Regions from separate parts of the Homo sapiens genome. Here region 2 is linked to region 1. Evidence: read pairs that join two places in POLR2A ChIA-PET (ENCODE). Cell type or tissue: Caco-2. All regions are shown on one strand. Links, peaks and the distances in the headings refer to the core of each region. The heading gives the core; the rest is flanking DNA.

What was found. Peaks named below come from ENCODE experiments on the same cell type or tissue, not always from the same donor. Only the 100,000 strongest peaks of a DNase experiment are listed, where the experiment ranks them.
Region 2: POLR2A ChIA-PET joins it to region 1 with 5 read pairs; 6 of 35 experiments call an interaction of 5 or more read pairs at or near these places.

Annotation. Positions count from the first base shown.
Region 1 is chr19:47,056,904-47,062,277 of GRCh38, reverse strand. No RefSeq gene overlaps it. Among named protein-coding and RNA genes, the nearest start is that of TMEM160, 11 kb to the right of the region's middle. RefSeq lists an enhancer at 2,032-2,552. In Caco-2, for the core only: no CTCF peak of the experiment used is centred there; DNase peaks (open chromatin) are centred at 3,447 and 4,027.
Region 2 is chr19:46,872,543-46,877,916 of GRCh38, reverse strand. All of the region lies in intron 1 of ARHGAP35 (Rho GTPase activating protein 35), which reads right to left. Among named protein-coding and RNA genes, the nearest start is that of ARHGAP35, 14 kb to the right of the region's middle. In Caco-2, for the core only: no CTCF peak of the experiment used is centred there; no DNase peak of the experiment used is centred there.

The sequences.
Region 1 (5,374 bases), core at 324-5,323:
GAGGCTCTAGGGAGAATCCTTGCTTTCCACTCCTGGCTTCTGGTGGCCATGGACAATCCTGGGCTTGTGGTGACATCGCTTCAATCTCTGCCTCCATCTTTTCCCAGAGCTTTCTCCTCTGTGTCTGTGTCTTCTGTCTCTTAGAAAGACTCAGTCGGGCGCGGTGGCTCACGCCTGTAATCCCAGCACTTTTGGAGGCCGAGGTGGGCGGATCATGAGGTGAGGAGATCGAGACCAGACCATCCTGGCTAACACAGTGAAACCCCATCTTTACTAAAAATACAGAAAAAACAAATTTAGCCAGGTGTGGTGGCAGGCACCTGTAGTCCCAGCTACTCGGGAGGCTGAGGCAGGAGAATGGCGTGAAGCCGGGAGGCGGAGCTTGCAGTGAGCCGAGATCATGCCCCTACACTCCAGCCTGGGCAACAGAGCAAGACTCCATCTCAAATAAAAAAAAAGACTCTTCACTGGATTTAGAACCCAACCAAGTAATCAAGAGTAATCTCATCTTAAGATCTTTCATTAAATATCCTGTTTCCCAGCCAAGTGTGGTGGCTCACGCCTGTAATCTCAGCAATTTGGGATGCAAAGGCAGGAGGATTGCTTGATGCCAGGCGTTCAAGGCCAGCCTGGGCAACATAGGAAGACCCCATCTCTACAAAATACAGGAAAAATTAGCTGGGTGTGGTGGGCGCACCTGTAGTCCCAGCTACTTGGGATGCTGAGGCAGGAGGATCCCTTGAGCCTGGGAGGTCAAGGCTGCTGTGAGCTGTGATCACACCACCACACTCTGGCCTGGACAACAGTGAGAGCTTATATATGTATATTTTTTAAAGACCCTGTTTCCAAATACAGTTCATTAGTTCATTTACAGGTTCCAGGGCTTAGGATGTAGAAATATGTTTTTGGGGACAACAATTAACCCTGTTACCCTGCTCTCTCTTTTTTTTTTTTTTTTTTTTTTTTTTTGAGATGGAATCTCACTCTGTAGCCCATGCTGGAATGCAGTGGCACGATCTCAGCTCACTGCAACCTCTGAGGCAGGCAGATCACCTAAGGTCAGGAGTTCAAGTCCAGCCTGGCCAATATGGTGAAACCCTGTCTCTACTAAAAATGCAAAAATTAGCCAGGTGTGGTGGCAGTCGCCTGTAATCTCAGCTACTTGGGAGGCTGAGGGAGGAGAATTGCTTGAACCCAGGAGGCGGAGGCTGCAGTGAGCTGAGATCACACCACTGCACTCCAGCCTGGACTACAGAGTAAGACTCTGTCTCAAAGAAATAAATAAAAATAAATAAAATTATTACATCTGAACCATCATTCCATCTACTTTCTTTTCTTTCCTTTTATTGTTTTTTCTTCACCCTCCCTTCCCCACCCTTCTTCCTTTTACTTTCCTCTGTAGACTTCTCACATCCTCACAACTATATCCATTGTTGGGTTTCATAACTGTATTCTCTGTTGCCACTGTAACAAATGACCAAAAACCTAGTGGCTTAAAACAACACAAATGTATTCTACTTATTTATTTATTATTTATTTATTTATTTTTGAGACAGAGTCTTGCTCTGTCGCCCAGGCTGGAGTGCAGTGGCATGATCTCAGCTCACTGCAACCTCCATCTCCTGAGTTCAAGCAATTCCCCTACCTCAGCCTCCCTAGTGACTGGGATTATAGGCACCCACCACCATGCCCAGCTAATTTTTGCATTTTTAGTAGAGACGGGGTTTCACCACGTTGGCCAGGCTGATCTCTAACTCCTGACCTTGGGTGATCTGCCCACCTCAGCCTCCCAAAGTGCTGGGATTACAGGTGTGAGCCACCGCACCCGGCCACAAATGTATTCTCTTACAGTTCTGAAGATCAGAAGTCTAAAAACCAAGATGTAGCCAGGTGTTGTGGCTTACATCTGTAATCCCAGCACTTTGGAGGCCAAGGTGGGAGGAGCTCTTGAGCCCAGGAGTTCGAGACCAGTCTGCACAACATGGCAAGATACTGTCTCTACTAAAAAATCCAAAAATAGGGCCGAGCATGGTGGCTCACACCTGTAATCCCAGCACTTTAGGAGGCCGAGGCAGGCGGATCACAAGGTCAAGAGATTGAGACCATCCTGACCAATATGGTGAAACCCTGTCTCTACTAAAATTACAAAAATTAGCTGGGTGTGGTGGTGGGTGCCTGTAGTCCCAGCTACTCAGGAGGCTGAGGCAGGAGAATCACTTGAACCTGGGAGGCGGAGATTGAAATGAGCCGAGATCGTGCCACTGCACCCCAGCCTGGCAACAAAGCGAGACTCCGTCAGAAAAACAAACAAAAAAAAAATTAGCCGGGTATGGTGGTTCACTCCTGTAGTCCCAGCTACTCCAGAGACTGAGAGGGGAGGGTCACTGGAGCTGGGGAGGTCTAGGTTGCAGGGAGCCATGCTCGCGCCACTGCACTCCAGCTTGGGTGACAGAGTAAGACCCTGTCACAAAAATACAAATTAAAAAAATAAAACGGCAGGGTGCAGTGGCTCACACCTCTAATCTCAACACTCTCGGGACCGAGGTGGGTGTACGGCTTGAACCCAGGAGTTTAAGACCAGCCTGAGCAATATGGTGAGACCCCCAACTCTACAGAAAATACAAAAATTAGCTAGGTGTGGTGGTGCATGCCTGTGGTCCCAGTTACTGGGGAGGCTGAGCCCTGAAAGCCGAGGTTGCAGTGAGCCGAGATGAAGCCACTGCACTCCAGCCTGGGTGACAGAGTGATACCCTGTCTTAAAAAATTAATTAAAAGTAAAAAATAGGCCAGGCGCGGTGGCTCAGGCCTGTAACCCCAACACTTTGGGAGGCCGAGGTGGGCGGATCATGAGGTCAGGAGATCACGACCATCCTGGCTAACATGGTGAAACCCCGTCTCTACTAAAAAACTACAAAAAAATTAGCTGGGCGTGGTGGCGGGCGCCTGTAGTCCCAGCTGCTTGGGAGGCTGAGGCAGGAGAATGGCGTGAACCCAGGAGGCGGAGTTTGCAGTGAGCGGAGATTGAACCACTGCACTCCAGCCTGGGAGACTGAGCAAGACTCTGTCTCAAAAAAAAAAAAAAAAGTAAAAAATAAAATAAAATAAATACATAAATAAAACGAAAATGTCAGCTGGGTTGTGTTCCTGCTCAGGGGACTCGGAGGAGAATTCATTTCTTTATCTTTTTTCAGCTTCTGGAGTCGGCCTGCATTGTTTGGTTCAGTGTAATGAAGAATTTAACCTTCCCCAAAGAGAGGTAAGACCTTTGTCCTCAGTGCCTTTGAGGTCATCTCCTCTAAATCTCTGGAATGTCGTTCCTGATAAGATTATCTTGGTTTACCTATCAGCCTTGGGCCAACTAGGCTAGTAACAATGTGACTCAGGGTGGGGCCCTGGGGTCACAGGGTATCAGCTGACCTCTGGAAGGGCTGGCGCCTGAGGTCACCTCAGTCTCACGGAGGACGACTGGGTTTACGCGTCTCAGGGGTAATGAAGGTTCTGGACAGTGAGGCTTCCGAGAGCTTCCCTGGTCAACAAAGCTCCACATGTACCGTCACACACTGTTGCTGGGTAAAGTGAGCGCTGTCCACATTCCATGGGGACAAGAGGGCTGGAAGCCTCAGGATGGGACCCCGCCCCCAGGCTCTGCCGAATGCCCGTCTTCCCTGGGCTGATTTTCACCTGTATTCTTGCACTGTAATACACCATAACCGGGAGCACGGCAGCTGTCAATGAATTCTTCTTCTTTTTTTTTTTTTTTGAGATGGAGTCTCTCTCTGTTGCCCAGGCTGCAGTGCAGTGGCGTGATCTTGGCTCACTGCAACCTCCGCCTCCCGGGTTCAAGCAATTCTCCTGCCTCAGCTTCCCAAGTAGCTGGGACTACAGGCGTGTGCCACCATGCCAGGCTAATTTTTTTATTTTTAGTAGAGATGGGGTTTCACCGTGTTAGCCAGGATGGTCTCTATTTCCTGACCTCGTGATCTGCCCGCCTTGGCCTCCCAAAGTGCTGTGTTTGCAGGCGTGAGCCACCGTGCCTGGCCTTTTTGTTTGTTTTTTGAGACAAGAATCTCTTTCTGCTTCCCAGGCTGGAGTGCAGTGGTGTAATCTCAGCTCACTGCAACCTCCGCTTCCCAAGATGAAGCGATTCTTGTGCCTCAGCCCCCCAAGTAGCTGGGACTACAGGCATGTGCCACCACACCTGGCTAATTTTTGTATTTTCAGTACAGACAGGGTTTCAGCATGTTGGCCATGGCAGGTCTTGAACTCCTGGCCTCAAGTGATCTGCCCACCTCAGCCTCCCAAAGTGCCGGGATTACAGGCATGAGCACTGCACTCCGCCCAGTTCCGTGAATTCTGCTAGCAAATTAGCAAACCTCTAGAGTAGCTCAGATTACAGGTGTGTGCCACCATGCTCCGTTGGCAGAGATTGCAGTGAGCCGAGATCATGCCATTGCACTCCAGCCTGGGCCACAAGAGTGAAACTCTGTCTCAAAAAAGAAGAAAGAAAGAAAAGAAAACAACATATCCAAACTTAAATACTGAGAAACTTCATAAAGTTTGTTGCATTAGGGAGAATGTCCTAGTCTCAGAAATCTGCAAGCATCTCAAAACCAAACAAAAAAAGCCATTCATTTTCTATGTTAAGGGGGCTTTGCAGTCTGGGAAGGTTGGGCAGATGACAGGGACTAAGCCGACTGCATCATTCAACAGGAAACAGGGCTATGTGGGGTCAGGCAGTTCTCAGGATAAGCTAACCAGGAGGCACCTTCCACATTTCATTGCTTGCTCAGACTTGAGGGTGAGCTAGAAGTTCAGGGGCCCATGGAAGGAGATAAACCTGACTCAAGTTTGCTCTAGTCAAAGCAGCAGTCAGATGGGGGCAGCTAGGCTAGGCAAGGTGGCTCATGCCTATAATCCCAGCACTTTGGGAGGCTGAGGCAGGAGGATCGCTTGAGCCCAGGAGTTTGAGACTATCCCAGGCAACGCAGGGAGACCCCGTCTCTACAGAAAATGAAAATAAAAAACAAGAAAAGGGCAACTGTGAACTCTTGATCAGAAAAAAATGTTAAAGCCATGTGTGGTGGCTCATGCCTATAATCCCAGCACTTTGGGAGGCCTGGGCTGGTGGATCACTTGAGGTCAGGAGTTCAAGACCAGCCACGGCCAACATAGTGAAACCCCATCTCTACTGAAAATACAAACAATTAGCTGGGTGTGATGGCGGGTGCCTGTAGTCCCAGCTACTAGGGAAGCTGAGGCAGGAGAATCGCTTGAACCCGGGAGGCAGAGTTTGTAGCAAGCTGAGATCTCACCATTGCACCCCAGCCTGGTCAACAACAACAAAACTCCATCTCAAAAAAAAAAAAAAAAAAAA
Region 2 (5,374 bases), core at 317-5,316, 180 kb after region 1:
GGCCAACATGATGAAACCCCGTCTCTACTAAAAATTCAAAAAATTAGCCAGGCGCGGTGGCAGGCGCCTGTAATCCCAGCTACTTGGGAGGCTGAGGCAGGAGGATTGCCTGGACCCGGGAGGCAGAGGTTGCAGTGAGCTGAGATGGCACTACTGAACTCCAGCCTGGCCAACAAGAGCGAAACTGTCCCCCCTCCAAAAAAAAAATTAATAAAATATTTAAATTTTTAAAAAGGTACTTTTAAATTAAGGTATATACTTTTTTAAAGACATAATGATACTGCACACTTAGACTACAGTACGGCATAAAGATAACTTTTATTTTTTAATTTTTATTTATTGTTATTTTTTGAGACAAGAGTCTTGCTCTTTTTGCTCAGGCTGGAGTGCAATGGTGTGATCATGGCTCACTGCAACCTCCACCTCCCAGGTTCAAGTGATTCTCCTGACTCAGCCTTCTGAGTAGCTGGGGATTACAGGTGCCCACCACCACGCCCGGCTAGTTTTTGTATTTTTAGTAGAGACAGGGTTTCACCACTTTGGCCAGGCTGGTCTCGAACTCCTGACCTTAGGTGATCCACCCACCTCCGCCTCCCAAAGTGCTGGGATTACAGGCATGACCCACTGCGCCCAGCCAAAACATAACTTTTTTTTTTTTTTTTTTTTTTGAGACAGTTTTACTCGCTACCCAGGCTGGAGCGCAATGGCGTGATCTCAGCTCACTGCAACATCCGCCTCTTGGTTTCATCAAGCGATTCTCCTGCCTCAGCCTCCTGAGTAGCTGGGATTACAGGCATGCGCCACCACGCCTGACTAATTTTGTATTTTTAGTAGAGATGGGGTTTCTCCATGTTGGTTAGGCTGGTCTCGAACTCCTGACCTGAGGTGATCCACCCGCCTCGGCCTCCCAAAGTGCTGGGATTACAGGCATGAGCCACTGCGCCCGGCCAAAACTTAACTTTTATATGCACTGGGAAACGAAAAACTTCGTGTGACTGGCTTTATTGCCATATATGCTTTATTGCAGTAGTCTGGAACTAATCCCACACTATCTCTGAGTTATGCCTGTATTTATTTTCCTACCACTATATTCTTTAGCTGGTCTCTTAAAGCCAAGTCCAGCCACGTGCTCACACCTGTAATCCCAGCACTTTGGGAGGCTGAAAAGGGAGGCTTGAGTCTAGAGTTCAAGACCAGCCTGGGCAACACAGCGAGTCCCCGTCTCTATGAAAAATAAAAACATTTAGGCTGGGCATGGTGGCTCACGCCTGTAATCCCAGCACTTTGGGAGGCCGAGGCAGGTGAATCATGAGGTCAGGAGTTCGAGACCAGCCTGGCCAATATGGTGAAACCCCGTCTCTACTAAAAATACAAAAATTAGCCGGGCGTGGTGGTGGGTGCCTGTAGTCCCAGCTACTTGGGAGGCTGAGGCAGGAGAATCGCTTGAACTGGGAGACAGAGGCTGCAGTGAGCCGAGATTGTACCACTATACTCCAGCCTGGGCAACAGAGTGAGACTCCATCTTAAAAGAAAAAAAAAATTTAAAAAAAATTAGCTGGGCTTGGTGGCATGCATACACCTGTGGTCCCAGCTACTCAGAGGCTGAAGCAAGATGATTGAGCCTGTGAGGTAAGGCTGCAGTAAGGTGTGATCATGCCACTGTACTCCATGGAACGTGGGTGAGATCCTGTCTCAAAAAAAAAATTAAATTAAAAAAAAAAAATAAAGCCAGGTCCAGGTAGTGCAGCACTAATAATGACACACAGTAAGCATATTAACTAGCACAGTTACCCTATGAGTAAACACTACTATATTCTCCTTTTTAAGACGACGTGCCTAAGGCACCAAGAGTTTAAAGGGCCTTGTCGGAGGGTGCAGAGCAGGTAAGAGGTGGGACTGGGACTCAAACCTAGGCCATGTGTCATGATGAGAAAAAGAGTAACGGAGGCCTCCACAAATGTGGACAACTGCTATTTGGCCTATGACCTGGTGTTAACATTTAGGTGTATGAGACACTTTCTGATAAGACCTTCAAACTATCTGCTACCTGGGGGCAAATTACAAGTTGTACAAAGACCAAGAGATAACAAATCAATAGCATGTGCCACTCCACTGATCCAAAATTTCATCACGCCGCCTTTGCAGCACCCTCACATGCTCGCTTACCTGAACATTTTAATTACCTAATTGTTCTCTTTCATTCTTCCAGCAAACTCAAAGGTTACCAACTTTAGCGTTATGGTATTTAGTTCTCAAAAAATAAAAATAAAAAGACTGTGGCAAGCAAAATAGGTATTTAAGCCCATTTTATAGACACGAGAACTCAGATTAAGAATAAATGACTTGTCCTAAGTCACAAAGTTGGTAAGATGCAAATGAAAACTAACAATAGGAAAGTTTCTTTCCTCTACATGGCTTGAGGAATCCCAAGAATCTGAAGACTGAAAGGCGACAGACTTCATCTATTCCAGGATTCTCTCATTCAGAAACTCATACTTTTATTCAATGAAGACTGAGCTCCTACTGACCTGTCAGGTCATGTTCTAGGTGATGTCACAGAACAAATGGAGGAACAAAAGACAAAAATCTCACAGAGGATCCAAAACACTTTATTTTGCAATTTCTTCCTGATGTCTGAACGCCAACCTCCTTGAACTGAAGATCTGTTACTCTCCCCGACAACAGAAAGAATGATCAGTAAATAAATATTTAATAGATATATGTGTAGACGTCTTGTTAAATAAAAACAACAATAAAACCAAATGGGGTAAACTTTAAAATTATTGCTTATCCAACACAAAATGGGGCCAGGTGCGGTGGCTCACACCTGTAATCCCTGCACTTCTTGGAAGGCCGAGGCGGGCAGATCACAAGGTCAGGAGTTCGAGACCAGCCTGACCAACATGGTGAAACCCCGTCTCTACTAAAAATACAAACATTAGCCGGGTGTGGTGGTGGGCGCCTGTAATCCCAGCTACTCAGGAGGCTGAGGCAGGAGAACCGCTTGAACCCGGGAAGCGGAGGTTGCAGTGAGCTGAGACTGAGCCATTGCACTCCAGCCTGGGCAAAAGAGCAAGACTCCGTCTCAAAAAAAAAAAAAAAAAAAGGACAAAACTGCCGGGCGCAGTGGCTCACACCTGTATCCTAGCGCTTTGGGAGGCCAACGCGGCTGGACCACGAGGTCAGGAGTTCGAGACCAGCCTGACCAATAAGGTGAAACTCCGTCTCTATCAAAAATACAAAAATTAGCCAGGCATGGTAGCAGGCGCCTGTAATCCCAGCTACTCAGGAGGCTGAGGCAGGAGAATCGCTTGAACGCAGGAGGCGGAGGTTGCTGTGAGCCGAAGATTGTGCCATTGTACTCCAGCCTGGGCAACAGAGCAAGACTCCGACTCAAAAAAAAAAAAAAAAAAAAGACAAAACATAAAACATGAGCTTGGATCGTTTTCTTTAAAAGTTCTTTCTCATAATAAGACGAAATCTGTCTTCCTAGTCAATGCATTCTTGCATTGAAATGCTTAGTCACACATAATTCTTTAAGATAAGATCAAGTAAAAACAATCAGGCCACTGGCCTTCTAAATTTTTTACATTCTGGTAAAGAAACAGTGTGTTCCTTGTGTTACCTGTAAGGGAAGAATTGCTTTTGTTTTATAAACGGCATAAAAATTCTCCCAGAGAGGAAGAGGCATGTTTTGTGCACTCTAAACCTTGTAGATACCTAGACCTCTACCTCTATCCTCTGGAACTACAAAGAACTAGTTTGTTCCCTCTTCTGCTTAACAAACTTTTGCTAAATTATTTAAATAAAATTAATTATAGACAGGACTTCAAAACAGGACTTTGGGAAAAAAAATTTAATTAATAGCTTAGCCAGGCGAGGTGGCTCACGCCTGTAATCCCAGCATTTGGGAGGCTGAAGCGGGCAGATCACCTGAGGTCAGGAGTTTGAGACCAGCCTCACTAACATGGGGAAACCCCGTCTCTACTAAAAATACAAAATTAGCCCAGGGTGGTGGCGCATGCCTGTAATCCCAGCTACTTGGGAGGCTGAGGCCAGAGAATGGCGTGTACCCCGGAGGCGGAAGTTGCAGTGAGCCGAGATCGTGCCACTGCACGCCAGCCTGGGCAACAAGGGCAAAACTCCGTCTCAAAAAAGAAAAAAAAAAAGCTTAAATAAATTTAAATCTCATTAAAATGATGTTTTTGGCCCATAAAAGGGAACACATCACTAATTTTATAGCCATTCCTGACTTTGACCGACGGCTTTTTTTTTTTTTTGAGAAAGAGTCTCGCTCTGTCAGCCAGGTGGGGTGCAGTGGCGCGATCTCAGCTCACTGCAACCTCCACCTCCTGGGTTCTAGCAATTCTCCTGCCGCAGCCTCCCAAGTAGCAGGATTACAGGTGCCCGCCACCAAGCCTGGGCTAATTTTTTTTTTGTATTTTTAGTAGAGATGGGGTTTCACCAATGTTGGCTAGGGTAGTTTCGAACTCCTGACCTCAAATTATCCGCCCACCTCGGCCCACCAAAGTGCTAGGATTACAAGTGTGAGCCACCATGCCCAGCCGGCTCCTTTCTCTTAAAACAAGCACACTTTAGGGGTTAGAAGGGAACCTTGTTCAAAGAGAACTAAGGGTTCAGCTCTATCTATCCACCATGGAGTAGACTTGAATTCTCTTCATCTCTGGGCTGAGATCACACTGGGCGAAAGCATTCTGGAAAGTGTAAAGTCCTTTCCAGACTTTCTGGAAAGTGTGTTAAAAAAGCACTCTGGAAACTGTAAAGTCGGCCAGAGAAGTCAACAGAGAGCAGAGACTCTGGGCCAGACTGCTTTGGGGACCTACTAGCCATGTGGCCTTGGGCAAGTCCCCTCTCTGCAACCTCGGTTTCCCACCTAGAAGGTAAGAATACCACCTACCCCAGAGGGTTATTGTGAGGAGAAAATGAGATAACATTTTTTAGTCTTCTGGTATGTAATAAACAGTTCATTGTTATTATTTGGTAATATTATTAGTAATTAATTTTTTTTTTTTTTTGAGACGGAGTCTTGCTCTGTCGCCCAGGCCGGAGTGTAGTGGCACAATCTCGGCTCACTGCAAGCTCCGTCTCCCGGGTTCACGCCATTCTCCTGCCTCAGCCTCCTGAGTAGCTGGGACTACAGGCGCCTGCCACCATGCCCGGCTAATTTTTTTGTATTTTTAGTAGAGACGGAGTTTCACCGTGTTAGCCAGGACGGTCTCGATCTCCTGACCTTGTGATCCGCCCGCCTCGGCCTCCCAAAGTGCTGGGATTACAGGCTTGAGCCACCTCACCCAGCCTTATTAGTAATTAATTTGATTATTCTCTAAGAAAGGGTGAATGCCTTACCTTCAAA